Regions from separate parts of the Homo sapiens genome. Here region 2 is linked to region 1. Evidence: read pairs that join two places in POLR2A ChIA-PET (ENCODE). Cell type or tissue: Panc1. All regions are shown on one strand. Each heading gives the region's core, and the rest is flanking DNA. Links, peaks and the distances in the headings are about the cores only.

Region 1 (5,375 bases), core at 183-5,182:
CAAGCCGCTCCTGGGCCTGGGCTCCTCCGTGATCTACTTCCTGTGGAACCTGCTGCTGCTGTGGCCCCGAGTCCTGGCTGTGGCCCTGTTCTCAGCCCTCTTCCCCAGCTATGTGGCCCTGCACTTCCTGGGCCTGTGGCTGGTACTGCTGCTCTGGGTCTGGCTTCAGGGCACAGACTTCATGCCGGACCCCAGCTCCGAGTGGCTGTACCGGGTGACGGTGGCCACCATCCTCTATTTCTCCTGGTTCAACGTGGCTGAGGGCCGCACCCGAGGCCGGGCCATCATCCACTTCGCCTTCCTCCTGAGTGACAGCATTCTCCTGGTGGCCACCTGGGTGACTCATAGCTCCTGGCTGCCCAGCGGGATTCCACTGCAGCTGTGGCTGCCTGTGGGATGCGGCTGCTTCTTTCTGGGCCTGGCTCTGCGGCTTGTGTACTACCACTGGCTGCACCCTAGCTGCTGCTGGAAGCCCGACCCTGACCAGGTAGACGGGGCCCGGAGTCTGCTTTCTCCAGAGGGGTATCAGCTGCCTCAGAACAGGCGCATGACCCATTTAGCACAGAAGTTTTTCCCCAAGGCTAAGGATGAGGCTGCTTCGCCAGTGAAGGGATAGGTGAACGGCGTCCTTTGAAGCAGGATCAGACCCAGCCAGCAGAGATGGAGAGTGACTCTGTTGGCAGAAGGCAGGCGAGGATAAGCTAACGATGCTGCTGTGGCCTCTATGCACTCAGCAAGAGCGGGACGCCTGTGCTGGGCCGGGCACCAGGGATGGTGCTGAGTCGGGCAGAGGCCTCCTTTCAAGGAGTTCACAGTGAACAAGATGAGAAGGGCTGGGCCCTGGAGGGTCAAGAGCCCCAATTATGTACAAGACACTTTGGGAGGAAAGAAGACTACCTTTTCCCCCTGCCATTGGTATAGCTGGTGCCCCAAAACTTCCACCTCCCTCCCTGGCTACCTCTAAAATGACTGGTATAGGTGCTGCCCCACCCCTTAGCTCCCCTATCCTGGGCTAGGAGGCCACAGGGGCTGTCCTCTAGAATTCTTCCTTCCCTCCCCCACACCATTCATTCAATTCATGAAACAAATCTTTGCCAAGAGCAGTTTATGTGCCAGGAACATCATTCTGTCCTTGCAACCTGGAACAAGACCAGCTACCAGCCTAGCTTCATCCGCTACTTGCACCAACCAGTCCCGGGTTAGATCCCAAATGCTAGAAGCCAGGGATGCCCAACTCTGGGTGGCCCCAGTCAGAACCTCTGGGATCTCAGTGAAGCTGGCCTGGCCTCTGCTCCTGCTCTCAAGGGGCTGCTTTTCAACCAAGAGCCTTGTGAGCCTGGTCTGAGCCTTGCACAGCCACTGAGTATTTTTTTTGCCTTAGCCAGTGTACCTCCTACCTCAGTCTATGTGAGAGGAAGAGAATGTGTGTGCCTGTGGGTCTCTACAAGTGACAGATGTGTTGTTTTCAACAGTATTATTAGGTTATGAATAAAGCCTCATGAAATCCTCCAACCTAGTCTGTGTCATCAAACGAAATCCCCTATGGAGTTCAGAGCCTGAACTGGAAGAGATCAGGGACATAAAATCTACCTCTCAAAATCAGTCAAGGTCCACGAACAGAGAGAGGGCTGGCTTAGGTGGGGTTTCTCAACCTCGTGTTTGAAGTTTCAGGAGCTGGTGAGCCAGCGTGGGGTAGACAGCTCAGCTGGAGATCAGAATCCAGATCTGGGCTGACTTAGTGCATCCTCTTCAACACCAGCTCTGCTGCTGGGCCCAGCAGGAGTGGCCACAGACACATTTAGGGCCAAGAAGTGAATATAGTTGCCTGGTGAAGAAAGGTCTTTTTGCTGGGAGCTCTGAGAGGTTAAGTGATGAGGTGCCTCAGGGGATGTGGATGTGGTGGGTGATGGTGCTGGGGAAGTGGAACCTTTTGCTGTTCTAGGAGGTCCATGGTTTGGAGAAACGGGACAGAAAAGTCAATTGAGATAGAGAAGAAAATGTTCTAGTCACTGCTGTGATGGGATCCAGGATAGTCTCAGCTCTGTTACTATTCTGGTGGAGACACAAAAACCAGGATAAGTAAAACATTTAGTATATCAGATAGTGTTAAGAAGTGCTAAAAGAAAAAGGGAAAGGGATAGGGAGAGAGAGTAAGTATTTGTGTGTTGGGGGTGGGAATTACAACTTTGTATAGAATGGCTGGGGAAGGCCTTCCTGCAAAACCGGTAAGCTGGTTAGCAGTGACTTGGGTGTGGCCTATAAATGTCACGAGAAGGAGCAGAACCTGGAGTCACTGGTAGCTTGAACCACTGTGGTGGAAGGAATGATGCAAACAGAATTCCACCGGATGAATAAGCACTTGTAACCACTCTGTTGGCCTGGAACTAAAGATGACCCAGAGATGAAGGGTGGGGGCAGGGAGAGGATCTGAGATGATGCTGGTGACTTTTACATACAAGCAATGGTTAGAGGCAGAAAGGATCCTGCAGATCATCCTGTCTAGTGATTTTCAGGCTTTTGAATATCATGTACCTATAAAATGGCCAACATGGTTGCAACTTAATTTTAACAAAAAAGGGCATTAAAAACTACCACCATTTGGCTGGGCATGGTGGCCCACGCCTGTAATCCCAGTACTTTGGGAGGCCAAGGCGGGTGGATCACCTGAGGTCGGGAGATCGCGACCAGCCTGACCAACATGGAGAAACCCCATCTCTACTAAAAATACAAAATTAGCCAGGCGTGGTGGCGCATGCCTGTAATCCCAGCTACTTGGGCGGCTGAGGCAGGAGAATTGCTTGAACCCGGGAGGCGGAGGTTGCGGTGAGCCAAGATCGTGCCATTGCACTCCAGCCTGGGCAACAAAAGCAAAACCCCGCCTCAAACAAAACAAAACAAAACAAAACAAAAAACTACCACCATTTATTTTCATCATCTCATAAAAGGATGTACCAATCTTAGAACAAAGACCATTCTTCTAATTGAATACATGTAAACATACACACACACCTGAAATTGCAGGAAGAGATGGAGATGTTTATCTACTCTGTGCTTGAAATCAATGCCTCTAATATTTGTATTTATAACTGAGTAGGGATATAGCAGCTAACGCGTTTGCTTCAACTAATGTGCACCTAATGAGGAAAACATTTAATAACTAGAATAGGCAACTTCCTCTTTTCTGGGGAATTTTTGGAAAAATACATCTTATAGTCTGACATGTATGGTACTTGGAAGCTAGAACCCAATTCTGATTTCCTTCATTGGACTAAAAGGCAGAAAGGCTTTGTGACTGTTTTCCAGACCAGAGGGATACAGCCAGACCCAAATCAGAGAAATGAAATGAGAAAAAGTAGTTGATGTGACAGGAAATCAGGGCAAATCAAATGAGGTTTGGTATCAGTTTGTCAGTTTTATCGCTTTTGTGGTTTAAGTGCAGTGCAGCAAGGTACTGATTTCTCTCCTTAATAAATTTCAGCATATTTGGAAGTGAATGAAATCTTTTCTCACTCCAGTTCTAAACTTTAAAAGCAATATATTTTAGAAACAATACATTCTCCCATACAAATTATTTTAAAATATTTTCCCATGTATATTTATACCAAATGGTTTGTTCTTACTTTTTTGGTGAAATGACCCAGTTACTGAAAGGGTGACATCTTTCTAATGAACTCTTAGAATTTTTATGAAGCCATAATTAGGACCCCACACAGCTGGGCAACTGTGCTGATCCTATTCAGAAAAGACACAGGAGCAAACTATAGAAAATAAAAACTTTATTTTTTTCAAGTTTATAAGATAGTTCCCATTACATATAACATTACGGTCACGGATTCTACAGCCACAAATGCCCGCAGTCACATAAATATATCCAATCCAATCAATGCCTTTTCCTGCTAACAGAGGCATCTGAAGTTCAGAGGGAGAGTCGCATTTTGAGTAGAAGTCGTCCTTAATGGGAGGGCTCCTGTCAGTGCATTAGGAACTAGCCAAGGAGCCTTGCTTGCCAGAGCTGTCTGACTCAGAGGAGAGGAAGGGACAGATGGCCTGCTGACTGGGGCTGAGGCAGAACTAGATTTTCTCTCTTGTGGTTTAAGATATTTTAGAATCTCGGAATTCAGATCCTATAGTGTGAATATCTGGGGAGTTCTAACTTCTGGATGAAAAAGGAAACCAATTTAGTGGTAAGAAATAGAAGCCTGCTTAAGAGGGACCCTAACTGCCTCCTTGAGGAGTAAGGAGTCAGAGGAAGACCCTAAGCTCACCATTCCTTGGCCCAGACCATTGCTCTACCCCATACTCCTCTCCCCTGTGGTTCAGTGACACTGACAACCATTCAAGGTAGTAAACATCTAGAAGCTCCACATGCTGCAGCTAGAGTTTGCAAGTCAGATTCTATTTGGAATTTTAAAGCTGAGTTTGTGTAAACTGCGAACAAGCTGTGGCATCAGTCTCTTGGGACAACTCACTAGCTTTACAGAAGACAGGAACGCCGCAAATCAAACAAAAGCCCAGATGGGCATCTAAATCTGGAGCAGGTGTCCATTCTTCTGGACACTACCAGCTGCCCCAGGGGCACTGGACAGGGTGATGCTAAGGCACAGTCAGTTTTACATTCGAAAGTCAAGCCACCTCCTCAACCCAAGACACACCTCACTCCAGATCTACTACTAGAGAGAGCCCTCACCGTGACATTACAGACCCATCCTGTAGAACCCACAGTGCCTGGCCAGGCATGGTGGCTCATGCCTGTAATCCCAGCACTTTGGGAGGCCAAGGTGAGCAGATCACCTGAGGTCAGGAGTTTGAGAACAGCCTGGTCAACATGGTGAAACCCCATCTCTACTAAAAATACAAAAATTAGCCAGGCGTGGTGGTGGGCGCCTGTAATCTCAGCTAATCAGGAGGCTGAGGTAGGAGAATCGCTTGAACCTGGGAGGCGGAGGTTGCAGTGAGCCGAGATCATGCCACTGTACTCCAGCCTGGGTGACAGAGCGAGACTCCATCTCAACAACAACAACAAAAAAAAAAAAAAAAAAAAAAAGAGAACCCACCATGCCCAGCTAGGGAAGGACTCATCATTTGGCTAATTTCATGAGGACTCTAATGAAGAGGGTCTCCCCCTTGATGAATGGACCCACAGTGTCCTTTGGTCCTCAGCTTCTAACAGCTCTTAATCCTACCCACTTATTTTCCTTTCCAGATTTTTGTGTTGGGGTGGAGAAAAAGGCAGGGTAATTACAGAGAGCACTGTGTTCCCTGGACAATTCATTTTGGCAAACAGCCAAGAAGCTCCTGTTTTCTCTCTTCCATTTAAATGAGGGTGGCAACAACCAGGAATGAGCAAAGACTGCTCTGCTCAGCCTCCTTACCTC
Region 2 (5,375 bases), core at 86-5,085, 67 kb before region 1:
TAACCAGGATGGTCTCGATCTCCTGACCTCGTGATCCGCCCGCCTCGGCCTCCCAAAGTGCTGGGATTACAGGCGTGAGCCACGGTGCCCGGCTTTTGTATTTTTAATAGACAGGGTTTTGCCACATTGACCAGGCTAGTCTTGAACTCCTGACTTCAGGTGATCCACCCGCCTCCGCCTCCCAAAGTGTTGGGATTACAGGCGTCAGCCACCGAACCCAGCTGAGATTTATTTATTTGGTTTTTTGATAAGGTCTCGTTTTATCATCCAGGACGGATTACAATGGTGGGATCTCGGCTCACTGCAGCCTGTGCCTCCCGGGTTCAAGTGATTCTCCTGCCTCAGCCTCCTGAGTAGCTGGGATTACAGGCATGCACCACTGTGCCCGGCTAGTTTTTGCATTTTTAGTAGAGACGGGGTTTTACCTTATTGGCCAGGCTGGTGTCAAACTCCTGGCCTCAAGTGATCCACCTGCCTCAGTCTCCCAAAGTGCTGAGATTACACGCATGAGCCACCGCACCTGGCCAACAGCTCTTTTTTAATCTGAAGTATATATTGGGTGGCTGCTTAAGATTTTTTTTTTTTTTTTGAGATAAGGTCTCGCTCTGTCACCCAGGCTGGAGTGCAATGGCACAATCTGGGCTCACTGCTACCTCCACCTTCAGTGGGGCAAGTAACAGCAGATGTGGTGGAAATAGCAGGAGAACTGGAATTAGAAATGGAGCTTAAAGATATAACTGAATTGCTGTAACTTTATGGTAAAACTTGAGTGGATGAGGAGTTGCTTCCTTTTTTTTGAGACTGAGCCTCACTCTGTTACCCAGGCTGGAGGGCAGTGGCACAATTTTGGCTCACTGCAACCTCCATCTCTCAGGTTCAAGTGATTCTCCTGCCTCACCCTCCCGAGTAGCCAGGATTACAGGCATGTACCACCATGCCCAGCTAAATTTTTTATTTTTAGTAGAGACGAGGTTTCACCATGCTGGCCAGGGTGGTCTCAAACTCCTGACCTCAAATGATCTATCTGGCCGCCTGGGCCTCTCAAAGGAGTTGCTTCTCATGGATGAGCAAATAAACTGGTTTCTTGAGATGGAATCTCCTCCTAGTGAAGATGCTGTGAACATTGTTAAAACGACAATAAAGGATTTAGACTACTCCATAAGTTTAGTTGAGAAAGCAGTAGCAGGGTTTGAGATTGAATCCAATTTTGAAAGAAGTTATACTGTAAGTAAAATGCTATCAAACAGCATGATATAATATCGAGAAATTTTATGTGAAAAGGAGACTCAGTTACTCAGGCAAACTTTGTTGTCTTATTTCAAGAAATTGCCACAGCCAGCTCAACCTTCAGCCAACTACCACCCTCCTCAGTCAGCAGCCATCAACAGTGAGGCAAGAATGTCCACTAGCAAAAACATTATGAATTGCTGAGGGTTCGGATAACTGATTATTACAATTTGTTAGCCATAAAGTTTTTTTTTTTCTTCTTTTTTTGAGAGACAGTTTCGCTCCTGTTGCCCAGGCTGGAGTGCAATGGCGCGATCTCAGCTCACTGCAACCTCCACCTCCTGGGTTCAAGCGATTCTCCTGCCTCAGCCTCCCAAGTAGCTGGCATTACAGGTGCCCACAACCACACCTGGCTAATTTTTGTATTTTTAGTAGACAGGGCTTCACCACATTGGCCAGGCTGGTCTTGAACTCCTGACCTCAGGTGACCCTCCCGCCTCGGCCTCCCAAAGTGCTGGGATTATAGACGTGAGCCACCGCGCCCAGCCACCATAAAGTATTTTTTAACTAAAACAAACAAACAAAAAAAACAAACTTTGGGACTAGTAGAAGCTTCCGAAAGGTAAACTAGAAAAAACTGCACAATTTATTTTTCAAAATTATTTCTTTTTGAGATAGGGTCTTCCCATGCTGCCCAGGCTGGTCTTGAAATTCTGGCCTCAAGTGATCTTCCTGCCTAAGTCTCCTGAAGTGCTAAAGTTACAGGTGTGAGCCACTGTGCCTGGCCTCATTATAAGAGGTCACTATAATCATTTTCAAGTTCTTGCAAACAAAAACACTGTTAGGGGAAGGGGAATCAAAGAGAAAATTTACAAAAACCCCACAAATTGACATTAAACATAGTAAAAAAAAAAATACATATATATGGCTAAAACCAAAGAAATACACATAAAAAAATGACAAAATTTTCACTGAAAAGACTATTTTTTTCTGAGATGGAATATTGCTCTGATGCCCAGGCTAGAGGGCAGTGACGCAATCTTGACTCACTGCAACCTCCATCTCCCAGGCTCAAGCAATTCTCCTGCCTCAGCCTCCCGAATAGCTGGGACTACAGGCACGTGCTACCATGCCCTGCTAATTTTTTAATTTTTTTTATTATTTTTACGTATACTTTTTTTTTTTTTTGAGACAGTCTTGCTCTGTTGCCCAGGCTGGAGTGCACTGGTGTGAAGATCTCCGCTTACTGTAACCTCTGCCTCCTGGGTTCAAGCGAGTCTTGTGCCTCAGCCTCCCGAGTAGCTGGGACTACAGGCGTGCACCACCATGCCAGACTAATTTTTTTATTTTTAGTAGAGACTGGGTTATACCATGTTGGCCAGGCTGGTCTCAAACTCCTGACCTCAGGTGATCCACTCATCTTGGCCTCCCCAAAGTCCTGGGATTACAGGCATGAGCCACCGCACCTAGTCAAAAAGACTATTTTTTAAAACAACTATCACACTGGCAAAAATTTAAGACAAAAACCCATTGTTATAAAGGGTATGGAGGATAGGCACAGAGGCTCACACCTGTAATCCCAGCACTTTGGGAGGCTGAGGTGGGAGGATTGCTTAAACCCAGGAGTTTGAGACCAGCCTATTTCTTAAAAAAAAAAATGTTAAGGGTATGGAAACTAACTGGGCACTCTCATGCATGACTGAAGCGTAAACTGGTACCTTTAGAGAAGACAGTACAAAAATGCAAAAACTAAGATGTTAAAAAAATGTCAAATGTGTATTTCCCCCCAGAAAACCTACTTTTAGGAATACATCTTATGATTATTTTATTTTTTTGAGATGGAGTTTTGCTCTTGTTGCCCAGGCTGAATGCAATGGCACGATCTTGGCTCACTGCAGTCTCTGCCTCCCAGCTTCAACTGATTCTCCTGACTCAGCCTCCCGAGTAGCTGGTATTATAGGTGTGTGCCACCACGCCCAGCTAATTTTGTATTTTTAGTAGAGATGGGGTTTCACCATGTTGGCGGTGCCGGTCTTGAACTCCTGACATCAGGTGATCCACCTGCCTTGGCCTCCCAAAGTGCTGGAATTACAGGCGTGAGCCACGACGCCTGGCCTTACGATTATTTTATAATCATGAAGAAATGTATGCAAAGATACTCACTGGAGCATTGTATATAATAGCAAACGACTGAAAAGAAGTTAAATGTTGTTCCCTGACTGGGTCCACTGTTAAGTAAGGGATGATGTATTCTTATAATGGAATCGGTGGTCATTTAAAATGATAGATGTAAATCTTTACAGATAACATTAAAAAATCAGTTCTTGGCTGGGCCATGGTGGCTCAAGCCTGTAATCCCAGCACTTTGGGAGGCTGAGGCAGGATCACCTGAGGTCAAAAGTTCGAGACCAGCCTGGCCAACATGTTGAAACCCCGTCTCTACTAAAAATACAAAAATCAGTTGGGTGTGGTGGTGCACGCCTATAGTCCCAACTACTCGAGAGGCTGAGGCAGGAGAATCGCTTGAACCCGAGAAGCAGAGGTTGCAGCGAGCCAAGATTGCACCAATGCACTCCAGCCCGGATAACACGAGTGAAGCTCAGTCTCAAAAAAAAAAAAAAAAATCAGCTCCTCACCAGGCACGGTGGCATCAGCCTATAGTTCCAGCTACTTGGGAGGTTAAGGCCAAAGGATCACTTGAGCCCAGGTTTGAGGCCAGCCTAGGCAGCAAGCCAAGACCCTGTCTCTATTTAAAAAAAAAAAAAAAAAAAAAAAAGGCCAATGGCTCATGCCTATAATCCCAGCACTTTGGGAGGCCAAGGCAGGTGGATCACCTGAGGTTGGGAGTTCGAGACCACCCTGACCAATACAGAGAAACCCTGTCTCTAATAAAAATACAAAATTAACCAGGTGTGGTGGCACATGCCTGTAATCCCAGCTACTCTGGAGGCTGAGGCAGGAGAATTGCTTGAACCTGGGAGGCGGAGGTTGTGGTGAGCTGGAGATCGCGCCATTGCACTCCAGCCTGGGCAACAAGAGCACAGCTCCATCTCAAAAAAAAAAAAAAAAATCAGTTCCACAACATAATTTTGAGTGAAAAGAGCAAATTACTTAGCAGTTGCATAGCATATTATCCCTTCTACAGTAAAAGAGGTATGTGGACACCTGTATGTACATATATGCAGAGACAGATGTCTGAAAGGGTATTTTCCAAAATGTGTCGTAATAGTAGTTCTTTAAGAGACATGAGATGTCAGGTGATTTTTTAAATGGTTTATAAGCAAGCATAGTGCATTTTATATGAACAAGTAGTATTAGGTATCCATAGTATCTACCTCCCTGCTTGATGGCAGGGACTGTGTCTACCTCATTCTTTTTATACCTGGAACCAAGCACAGTCTAGTTCAGAATTGGTACTCCAACAATAACTGCTGAATGAATTATCCTTTATTTTTCTGAGAAGGAAAAAATTTAAAAATTACATAACTACCAAGTTATTTCTCTATAGATAACTTGTGGTTTTTGAAGGAGAACCGCATTTTTTTTTTTGAGTCAGTCTTGCTCTGTTGCCCAGAGCAACAGAGCAGTGCGCAATCTGCTGGAGTGCAGTGGCGCAATCTTGGCTCACTGCAACCTCTGTCTCCTAGGTTCAATCAATTTTTCTGTCTCAGCTTCTGGGTAGCTGGGATTACAGGCACCCAGCTCATTTTTGTATCATTAGTAGAGATGGAGTTTCATCACGTTGGCCAGGCTGGTTTCAAACTTCTGACTTCAGGTGACCCGCCAGCATTGGCCTCCCAAAGTGCTGGGATTACGGGCGTGAGTCACCATGCCCAGCCTAAAACAGTCTTTATTATCCAAATTTTCTGTAATGAATGTATTTCAAAAACAAAATACAAAACACCAAGAGGCCTTCTGCACAATTGAAAAATAAAAGGATAAAAAGTATATACTGTATTTCAGTCTATTTTATCCATGTTTATAAAGACACTTATATATATGCTGCTTTGTAAAAATTGGGTCAAATCCTGCATACCACATTGTAATATGCTTTTCTCAACAATTTATGGCAAACACTTCTTTGTGGCAATACACGCTTTTCTGTATCATTTGTAGTATGTTATAAATGTGTCATGGTTTACTTAATA

Evidence for each region. ChIA-PET counts read pairs that join two places held together with the same protein. Peaks named below come from ENCODE experiments on the same cell type or tissue, not always from the same donor. Only the 100,000 strongest peaks of a DNase experiment are listed, where the experiment ranks them.
Region 2: POLR2A ChIA-PET joins it to region 1 with 7 read pairs; 17 of 35 experiments call an interaction of 5 or more read pairs at or near these places.

Annotation. Positions count from the first base shown.
Region 1 is chr1:27,966,585-27,971,959 of GRCh38, forward strand. It overlaps XKR8 (XK related 8), which reads left to right. Exons shown (of 3, transcript NM_018053.4): 3 at 1-1,509. The coding sequence ends at 616. It overlaps EYA3 (EYA transcriptional coactivator and phosphatase 3), which reads right to left. Exons shown (of 18, transcript NM_001990.4): 18 at 3,760-5,375. Among named protein-coding and RNA genes, the nearest start is that of XKR8, 9.3 kb to the left of the region's middle. In Panc1, for the core only: no CTCF peak of the experiment used is centred there; a DNase peak (open chromatin) is centred at 2,327.
Region 2 is chr1:27,899,886-27,905,260 of GRCh38, forward strand. The region is part of intron 4 of RPA2 (replication protein A2); the gene reads right to left. Among named protein-coding and RNA genes, the nearest start is that of RPA2, 12 kb to the right of the region's middle. In Panc1, for the core only: no CTCF peak of the experiment used is centred there; no DNase peak of the experiment used is centred there.